3 separate regions of the Homo sapiens genome follow, and regions 1 and 2 are each linked to region 3. A link is a contact called in ENCODE Hi-C or POLR2A ChIA-PET data. All regions are on one chromosome and are shown on one strand. The core of a region is the stretch at or near the end of the contact, and the rest is flanking DNA. Distances in the headings are between cores, read along the strand shown.

Region 1 (2,867 bases), core at 80-2,579, 690 kb before region 3:
AGAAGGGACAGAGCATAAAACGATTGCTTATTACCCACGCATTTCAGTTAATTAGGCTCCTCCTGTTCCCCAGGGTTACTGAGAGTTGGATATAGTGGAATTCTTAGAAACAAAAACAAAAAAACAAAAGTAGCAATAAAAAAAACCCAAAACAAAAACCAAAGCACCGTAAGCCAATATGCACTTGCTCCAAATGCATCTCTTTAGCTGTAATGGCTCCACTTCTCTGCCTAAAGGAATCCCCAGGCTTCCTAATTCCTGATGGACTCCCATCCTATTCCATTTCACCAGAAGAGCTCTTATTCGTAAAAAATAAATTTAAAGAGAGTTCCACCAGGTAAGAGGAACAGGTCCTTAAGTATTCCAAACACACACAATTAGTCAAGTTCAGTTTAGGAAAGGAGGTATCAAACCCCAGGAACTGGCCCAGGAGAACTGTTTCCTCTATCAATTCAGTCACCCACCAGGACTCCCTTTTCCAATCTCCTTAAACACAGTACTGTGGTTCTTTCAAACTCCCTCACCAGAGATCCAGGAGGAAACCTCTGAGTCCAGTGCCCCTATGCCAGAAAAGTTTCTGAGTCCGCTAAAAGCTGACACCCCCGCCTCCCTCCTGTGTTCCTGGCAGGCCACTGAACCTGAGAGGGGGCTCCCAGGAGGGGAAGCCAGTCCTCCCTCACCACTCCCCCTGTAAAGAGACTTCAGACAGGCCTAAGGCCCTGGGACGAAAGAAGCAAAAGTGAACCAGGACGCCCTATCCCCTCCTCCCAGGCGGGGACAAAAAAGACCCATTTTAGTATCCCCAACCCCGAGGAGGGAGAGAAAGTAACTGGGTGGCCTCCTCAGTCTCTCCACCACTCAGATTCAGCAAATGCGCTGCGCGCCAGGACTGCCGCCCTCCACCACCCCCTCCCCGCCCCAGGACCCCACAGGACTGACCTGCCCCTCGCCTGGGAGGAAGGGGGGCGCCTGGCAAGTGGCAGCGTGGCCCGTGGTCTCGGGGGGTGCAGGGCACCCCCTCTTCTCATCACTCCTCCTCGACAGTCCTCCTTGGCCCCCGGCGTGCCCCCCCACACCCCCAGCCAAGGCGAGCGTCCAGCCGCGACACCCGGCTCGCTACATTTCGCTTCTGCGTTACAGCGAGGCCGCCGCTCCGCTTCCACGCGGGGGAGGTGGCCGGGGAGGGCAGGATATATCGCTTCGGGCCCGGCGGGGGGGCACCCGGACGGGGGACCGGGGAGCCGAGCTCACGCGCCCCCAATCGCTTCTTGCCCGCGGACTCGGGCCCAACTGGTTGGCTGCCGGTGGCAAACGTGATCTGGGGCAGACTGGGTGGCACCCCCCCCGCTCCATCAAAAATAGATTCTCGGATGGACAACAGCAGCAGCCAATCAGGGACTGGGGAGGGGGCGGGATCAACCTCGGCCCGGCCCCCTTCCTTCGCTTCGTGCCCAGGAGGCGGGGCGCCGGGGAAACGCAGTAGGAGGAGTGACGGGAACCGGGAGCCGGCTCCATGCGCCTGGAGCGCGCGGGTCCCAGCGCCCATCGGCCCGGGGTCCGAGGGGCCCGCTGCCCGGGCTCGCTGCGTGGTGCTACCGCCCCCGGGCCCGCTGCGCCGCGTCGGAGCCCCAGCAGACTTTGAGAGGCGTGTGCGACAGTGCGCGTCCTCTCCTGCCTCTGGATGTTTCCTTGGAGCCTCTGGCCTTCGGGAAGACCGGTAAACGTCCCTGTGGAGCCAGCCAGCCAGCCACCTCTGACCCCCGGGCTCAAGCAGCCAGCCGCGTGCTCCCTCCTCCCACTTGGTACCCGGACAGAACAGTCCCTACCTTGCTCTTCTCCCGCCGGCTCGTCACTTTAGGCTCCCTCCAGATTCCGCGTTCCTTGAGCAAATGGCTCACCCCTGACGAATCCGGCCTTAAAAAAGTCCCGGCCTTGAAAGGGGTGGAGACTGGCGGGCGGGAGCGAAAGGAGGTCAGACCCATGGCTGGGGTCGCACACGCATCACCTGAGGTCGGAGAGGAGGGGAGCCTCACTTCCTCTGACCCACTGAGCCTGGTGGCAGCGTGCGGAGAGATGTCACCATCCCGGACTAAATGAAATCCAACTTTCCCTGACGCACCTTGTGGGATCAAAGAGGGGTGTTCCCATGCTCACCTTTCGCCACTTCCTCCCTGGGGTATCTCCACCTCTCCAACACAAGCTCAATGCCAGTTCTCTTTGGGATGTTTTTGTGCAGGGGGTGTGACCTCCCTCATAAAGGAACCCCCACTCCCAAGTTTTCCCCTCTTGTCAGTGGAACCTGTGACCAACGGTTCCTTCCTGTCCTTTTCCTCCCTGAAAGTAGCCCGGGGGCATTCGAACATGGCTCTAGACCCCTGAATAGGGTTTGGAGCGGAGATGTGCCTGGGGAGAAGAGATCGCAGTGCTGTGTATGAAGCTTTGGGCACGTGCTCACAAGAGCACACACAGCAACCTGAGCAGGTCATTCCTTTTGATAAGGATGACAAATACACATACCAAACCCTGTTCCCCTCACCCACCCCAAACCAGTACCCCCAGGATGATTCCAGATCAGCTCTGGAGCATTTGCATCAAGGGCCTGCAGACTCACAGGACCTACTAGAGCAAAATATCAGTGTCTCAGACCCCAGTTTTGGCCTCAAATACTGGGTTTTTCTGCCAGGAGAAGTAGCTGCTAGTCTAGGAAATGCTGGGACTTGTCCAGAAAGATGAGGTTTGTGAATACGGGGTGTGGGGTTGGGTGGGGAATTAAGGCTGATGTATCTGGAGGAACTTTGGTTGGGCTGGAGGCAACTTCTGCCCTGTTCTATTCAACAGTTCCCTCCCCTCCACTACCCCATTTAATC
Region 2 (3,206 bases), core at 194-2,693, 550 kb after region 3:
CCCAGGACTGTGCCTCGCAAATAAAAAGTGTTCAACAAATACTGGCTGAATGAATAAAGACAGAGTTGTATAGACATAGAGAGGGCAACTAGAGCACTCTGGGAGTTGTAAAAAGCCTTAAAGAGGAGATAACTGTTTGAACTTTTGGAAGAATTAGTTTAATTCCCAGGCGAAGGAGGAATAAAGACATCCCTGAATTTATATCTCTCTTTTCCAAGAAATCCATACTCATTGTTCTTTATCCAGCCGGGATTCAGACAGCAAGTCCCACTTGCCAAGAGTGGGTTTATCAAGCATCAAACGGGCCCGCTGGGGCAACTATGAAAAGTGTAGTTCACTTGGTGCAAACTCACCTCCACTGTAAAAGACTTTGCTTCTGAATAAATTATATGTAATGTTTCCATCTTTTCACATCTTTCATGACTCAATTTTTTTTTGCTGGTGCAATTTTCCTCCTTGGTTCTTCAAGACGACTGCAACGGATGATACAGCCTGGGTTAGGGGGTAGGTAGGAGGGAAGGTAGGAGTGGTTAGAAGTCCACCGGGGTGGCCGGGCGCAGTGGCTCACACCTGTAATCCCAGCACTTTGGGAGGCCGAGGCGGGTGAATCACCCGAGGTCAGAAGTTCGAGACCAGCCTCATCAATATGGAGAAACCCCGTCTCTACTAAAAATACAAAATTAGCTGGGCGTGGTGGTCCATGCCTTTAATTCTAGATACTGGGAGGCAGGAGAATCGCTTGAACACGGGAGGCAAAAGTTGCGGTGCCAAGGTCGTGCCATTGCACTCCAGCCTGGGCAACAAGAGCAAAACTCCATCTCAAAAAACAAAAACCAAACCAAACCAAAACAAAAAAAACTCCAATGGGGTGTATGGGTGGGTCCAGGGAAGCTTCTGGTTCAACGATGAGAGTGGTTGATTTTCTTAGGTCACAGCGTCTGACCTGTGGAGCCGGGTATGTATACACCCTAAGGCATAATTAGCTCAAGTGTTGTGGTAGTTTATTCTAGCAAAAACATCTTTAAAGCTTACGTTCCCATTTATGGATCTAATGAGGTTCTGCTGGGATTCAGGAATGAGAGCGTTAATCTTTGCAGCATTTTCTCGTCACCCGGCACACCCGCTCTCAAGACGCCTACCGAATAGTCTACTCTCGCGAGAGTCAGAAAAAAGTCAAGCTTTTTATTAACACCGCCCCCAGCCCTATTAGTTACCAAGCAACAGTGCCACCAGGCTCCTCGGCGCTGGGAAACTCAGGAGCTTGTGATCTCTCTGGTTCCGACTTCCAGCCGCCTTCCCGAGCCAGTTAGGCGATTGCGACCCTGCCCCGCCCCCTGGGTCCTGCAGGCGCCCGATTGGTGGATGATTCTCTCCAGGTGAGGACCTACGCGCGAGGGGGCGGGGCCAGACGGGCTCACATGATTTGCCGGCGACTGTAGCGCCGGTCCCGGCCACAAGCTGTCGGCTCGGTTCGGTCGCGTTACAGGGCAGGCGCCGGGGCCAAGGCAGGGAGGGATCTTAGGAGAGATCGTAGGGTGAGCCACAGCTGCGCAGCCCCGGGTAGGGTCTAGCGGGGCGGGATGTGGGGGCTGCGTGCCCCCGGATGAAGTGCGGGGAGAGGTGCTGGTCCCCAGGCATGGCAGGCAGCGCGGACGTTCTGGGACCGGGAGCCACAGTCTGTGTTTGGGTTGGAGGATTTGTGTGGTCAGTAAAGGAATCGTGTAAGGCTCTTGAAGGCGCAGGATCTTCCGTCCTCACCAGCCCCCTGTTGTCTGAATTGGGGGCATGAGCTCAGGACTTTCCCACTCCAGTTTGAATCAGGGCTTACCCCTCTTCCTGAGGTGACCTTGGGGAAGTCATTTACCACCTCAGCGCTCCGGCGTTCTTTAGACTGAGTCCCGGGGGTAACTAGGGAGAGGGTGCGGAGCAGGGCTTGAGAATGCACTAGAGGAGAAATGACGACGTGCTAGGGCTGTCTTGGGGTCCAGTTACTGTTTTTCCTTCAGGGAATATGTTCGAGATTTTCCCACGTCCCTCACTTTTTTCTTTTCTTTCTTTCTTTTTCATTTTTCATTTTTTTTTTTTTTTTTTTTGACAGAGTCTCGCTCTGTCGCTAGGCTGGAGTGCAGTGGCGGGATCTTGGCTCACTGCAACCTCCGCCTCCCGGGTTCAAGCGATTCTCCTGCCTCAGCCTCCCGAGTAGCTGGGACTACAGGCGCGCACCACCAGGCCCGGCTAATTTTTGTATTTTTAGTAGAGACGAGGTTTCACCATGTTGGCCAGGATGGTCTCTATCTCTTGACCTCTTGATCCGCCCGCCTCAGCCTCCCCAAGTGTTGGAATTCCAGGAGTGAGCCACCGTGCCCGGCCTCACTGTTTGCAAAACTGAGTCCTACCGTTAGATTGGAGTTAATTTCCTGGTAATGTACTTCGTCTATACATAACCCACCCCACCCCAACTGCTGCCACTACTCTGCCCAGATTCTTAAAACTAGAATCTGAGGTCATGAAACCTTGAGCAGGACACTTAATTCGATGAATCTCAAATTTTCAATCTGTAAAATGAGAAGAAATAATGGTGGCAAAATCTGCCTAATTACAAGATTATTGTTAGGACTGAAGAAGATAACGTCTGTAAATGTAGACTCGTAAGTCAGAAGATAAATGTAAGGTTCTAGTGCAACTCTTTTTATAGGTGAGGAAACAGAGGGCTAGAGAAGTAGCTGCTAACTGGGAGAAACAGGACTGAACCTGCCTCTTGGCCCAGGGTGTTTTTACTTATACCACACGGATCCAATGCACTGACTTTTTTTAAGTTATGTCTTCTTTCTTCCCCTTCCCTTTTTTACATTCTACTTCTCTGTTTCAGACATCTGAAGAGCTGCCATGTCTGGGGCATCTTCCTCAGAACAGAACAACAACAGCTATGAAACCAAAACCCCAAATCTTCGAATGTCAGAGAAGAAATGTTGTGAGTTCTGGCAGAGAGGAGGGACTGCTCTCTCTCAGCATTTTATCTTGGGAATATAGTTATAATCCTGGACTCTGCTGCTTGGTGGGAGTGATAAATAATTATTTGACATGGAAATTTAATGCAAAGTCTCCAGGGTAGAATGTCCTGTCTAAAACAAGTAGACTTAGTGAAATGTCTGTTCTTGGGGCTTGACTACTGGTGTAGTCCAGCAGTTTCTTACTGCTTTCTTAAA
Region 3 (3,178 bases), core at 300-2,799:
TCTGCTACAGATTTGGGAGGCAGAGGACTATGATTACCGTGAGGGAGAAGCCATGGAGCAAAGCTGGCTGGGAATTCCCTGGCCACTGGACTCTGGAAATCTTAGGAATTACCTAAAAATTACCTCCAAGGGAAAAACAAAAAGCAAAAGTGAAGATTCCCCTACGAAGCACTAGGGGGAGACCCATCTCTGGCCTGGGAAGAGAAGGGAGAGACCAGGTCCAGAAGAATTTAGACTATTCTTCTAAAAAATGACCACCGCTAGACGGACCAAACCGAACCTGTGTTTTAAGAGGAAAGCTGTGATCACTGAGTCATAATGACGGAGCTGGAGAGTGCCACGTTAACAACCACCTGTCTCCCCACCTCCAGCCCAATGTACAGTTAACAATACTGGGGCTAGAGAGGGCCAGGGCCCAGGCCCAGGTTCAGAGATCCAGGAGTCCTCCTTATCCATAAGATGGGCCTGTTTCCATGGGCAAAGGTGCCTGTCAGGAACAACTACATAATTTGTGGGAACCAGTGCAAAAAGAAAACGCCTGGCCCTTTGTTCAAAAAGTAAGACTTTCAAGATGGTGACCGCAGAGCGTTAAACCAGACAAGGGTCCATGAAGGCTTGAAGCAAGCCTTCACGGGGGAAAGTGCCGGGAGAAAGGAGATCTCTCTTTGGGTCCCATGAGTGAACCATCCATACCAGGTTCCACTTAGGGCATTTAGGGGAACTGGTATCTCCACAGTAATTACTAGAGCAGCTCTGGGGAACGGAGGGTTGGCTAAGGAAGAAAAGCTCCCCCAACCCTTGGGGCGAGGGAGCGTTCTCTCAATGGAGCCCCCCCAACTCCCCTCCACCCCCCACCAGTCTTCCAGGAAAGAGGAATACCCTACCCGGCAGGGCTGCGAAGGAAGGGGAAATCCAACCAGAGCGAAAGTCGCACGCGGACAGCTCTGCCAGCCCTTGGAGGCATCCGGCGGTCACCCACGGGACAAAGCGCGGCTGCGGGAGCGCGCGCGGGGCATTCCGGACCCGCGTCGAGCTCCGCTCTAGAGGGGGCGGCGGGCGGCGACAAGCCGGAGAGAGGAAGGGCCAAGGAGCACGGCCCTCCTGTCGGCACCATCAGCGGGAGAGTGGCGAGCGGACGCCTAGACGGAGGGGCCCTACTCAGACCCCATCGAGCCAGTTCCCAAGCTTTTCCCTCCGACCTGCTCCCTCCCGGGGCGCGTGAGGGTGCGGGTCGGGGGTGAACCTGGTGTTGGGGAAAGTGATTGGCAAGGGAAAGAGGCAGGGCTGAAGGCCTAGGGCCCCCCGCAGAAATGCGCCCTCTGAGCTGTACTGTACAGAGGCGCTCCTCTGCGGAATCCTGCAGCTGCTCCAGGTGAAGACGCCCCCAAATCCACACTCGCGCAGACGTCGCCTGGCACGGACCCTACCCCCTTCGGTCCGTCGGCGGTTCTCTTGGGTCGTCCTTCCTGCCACTCCGACTCTCCCCGCCCCCGCCCCGCCCAGCAGGCTGCGGTTCCTTTAAAGGCGCGCTGGTGTGGGGCGGCCCCTTCTCTCGGGGCTGGCTCGGGAGTAGCGCAGTCGCCAAAGCCGCCGCTGCCAAAGCTGCCGCCACTAGCCGGGCATGGCCATGGCGTCCCCGGCCATCGGGCAGCGCCCGTACCCGCTACTATTGGACCCCGAGCCGCCGCGCTATCTACAGAGCCTGAGCGGCCCCGAGCTACCGCCGCCGCCCCCCGACCGGTCCTCGCGCCTCTGTGTCCCGGCGCCCCTCTCCACTGCGCCCGGGGCGCGCGAGGGGCGCAGCGCCCGGAGGGCTGCCCGGGGGAACCTGGAGCCCCCGCCCCGGGCCTCCCGACCCGCTCGCCCGCTCCGGCCTGGTCTGCAGCAGAGACTGCGGCGGCGGCCTGGAGCGCCCCGACCCCGCGACGTGCGGAGCATCTTCGAGCAGCCGCAGGATCCCAGAGTCCCGGCGGAGCGAGGCGAGGGGCACTGCTTCGCCGAGTTGGTGCTGCCGGGCGGCCCCGGCTGGTGTGACCTGTGCGGACGAGAGGTGCTGCGGCAGGCGCTGCGCTGCACTAGTAAGTGTGAAGGCAGGGGAGGGGCGTGCGGGGAGACCGCAGTCTGGGGGCGAAGGACTGGGAGGGCCCTGGGGCAGGGAGAGAGGGGCCATTACACTCTTTGGCTCCAGGGGAGCCCCGAACATAAGGAGATAACAACCCCTGGGGACAGTCCGCTCCTTAGTTCCCTGCCCGGTATCCTTTAGTGCCTGCCCACTACCTAGGTATGGTTATGCGGTAGTTAACAGATACCTGTCTCCTGACAGGTGCGTGCCTTGGCCCTCCACACACACACACACACACACACACACACACACTCGCACACAGGTTGTGGGGGGTGGGTGGGTGATGGCCTCGGCGGCCTCTGTCATCTCCCTGTGCACCCTCATGGTTTTGTTGTGAGTTCTTGGGAGTGGGTTGTGAGACTGCTGTTGAGATGACCGTTTGACCCTTGCTTATTAGGGTTACTGACAAAACGCTTGTTTGTCCGCCCATGGTACAGGCTCAGACCTCTCCTCCAGGGGGACGTATTGGGACAGGGAGGAGACCTTGTTAGATTTTGGATAAAGGCAGGCTGTGAGGCTGAAGAGAGCCTGAAGTCACCCTGAACCCGTGCCCCCTCCTGCCTTTCACCTCTGGCCCCTCAAACCTTTGGACTCTGCTCCAATGTTTGGCTGTGCCCTGCCTCCTCCCCTTCCTCCTCCTGGGTTCCTGCCCTAGTCGTCATGCTCTAACATTACTCAGCTCCTGACAGGGTCCCTTCCTCTCCACAGCCCTCAGGCCCCTCCAGTCACCTCCTGAGCCAGGCGCTTCTCAAAGCCAGAAAACACTGGGCCCCCAGTGTATAGATTTTCTGAGCCAATCTTCAGTCTCCTTGGGGGTTTATTATTTTTCTCCTCCTACAGTTAGGGGTGTGTATGCCTTTAATAGGTGTCCACCCTCCACCCCCACCCCGGCATTTGCTCTTGCGTGTTTATCAGAGGATATCCACAGCCATGTGTTCATGTGTTTACATGGATATTTCAAATATCTGAAGCCCAAAGCACAGACAATGGCACAGCCTCTAACAAGCATCTCTGGAAATGGATTGTGGTTTGCATCTTTCAGCAAAGGCCCTTCCC

What was found. Hi-C counts contacts between places; a loop is a spot of excess contacts on that map. ChIA-PET counts read pairs that join two places held with the same protein, here RNA polymerase II (POLR2A). Pooled maps may share reads with other maps.
Region 1: a pooled map shows a loop between it and region 3 (2.2-fold over the local background). The contact joins the promoter of SLC41A1 here to the promoter of RASSF5 in region 3. A Hi-C loop is called at or near these places in 4 of 50 pooled maps. POLR2A ChIA-PET finds 5 or more read pairs at or near these places in 2 of 52 experiments (GM10248 and activated B cell).
Region 2: a map of gastrocnemius medialis shows a loop between it and region 3 (2.8-fold over the local background). The contact joins the promoter of PFKFB2 here to the promoter of RASSF5 in region 3. A Hi-C loop is called at or near these places in 4 of 168 maps with a recorded cell type or tissue (ascending aorta, cardiac septum, chondrocyte and 1 more) and 10 of 50 pooled maps. POLR2A ChIA-PET finds 5 or more read pairs at or near these places in 1 of 52 experiments (activated CD4-positive, alpha-beta T cell).

What each region holds. Positions count from the first base shown.
Region 1 is chr1:205,811,869-205,814,735 of GRCh38, forward strand. SLC41A1 (solute carrier family 41 member 1) reads right to left here and starts at 1,330. Exons shown (of 11, transcript NM_173854.6): 1 at 940-1,330. RefSeq lists silencers at 1,061-1,320, 1,461-1,690 and an enhancer at 1,124-1,624.
Region 2 is chr1:207,051,832-207,055,037 of GRCh38, forward strand. PFKFB2 (6-phosphofructo-2-kinase/fructose-2,6-biphosphatase 2) reads left to right here and starts at 1,444. Exons shown (of 15, transcript NM_006212.2): 1 at 1,444-1,535; 2 at 2,870-2,971. The coding sequence starts at 2,887. It also overlaps a transcript of YOD1 not described here. RefSeq lists an enhancer at 735-1,374.
Region 3 is chr1:206,505,982-206,509,159 of GRCh38, forward strand. RASSF5 (Ras association domain family member 5) reads left to right here and starts at 1,550. Exons shown (of 6, transcript NM_182663.4): 1 at 1,550-2,078. The coding sequence starts at 1,622. It overlaps LOC124904493 (a long non-coding RNA gene), which reads right to left and starts at 1,426. Exons shown (of 2, transcript XR_007066830.1): 1 at 885-1,426. RefSeq lists silencers at 1,166-1,215, 1,466-1,825, 1,866-1,955.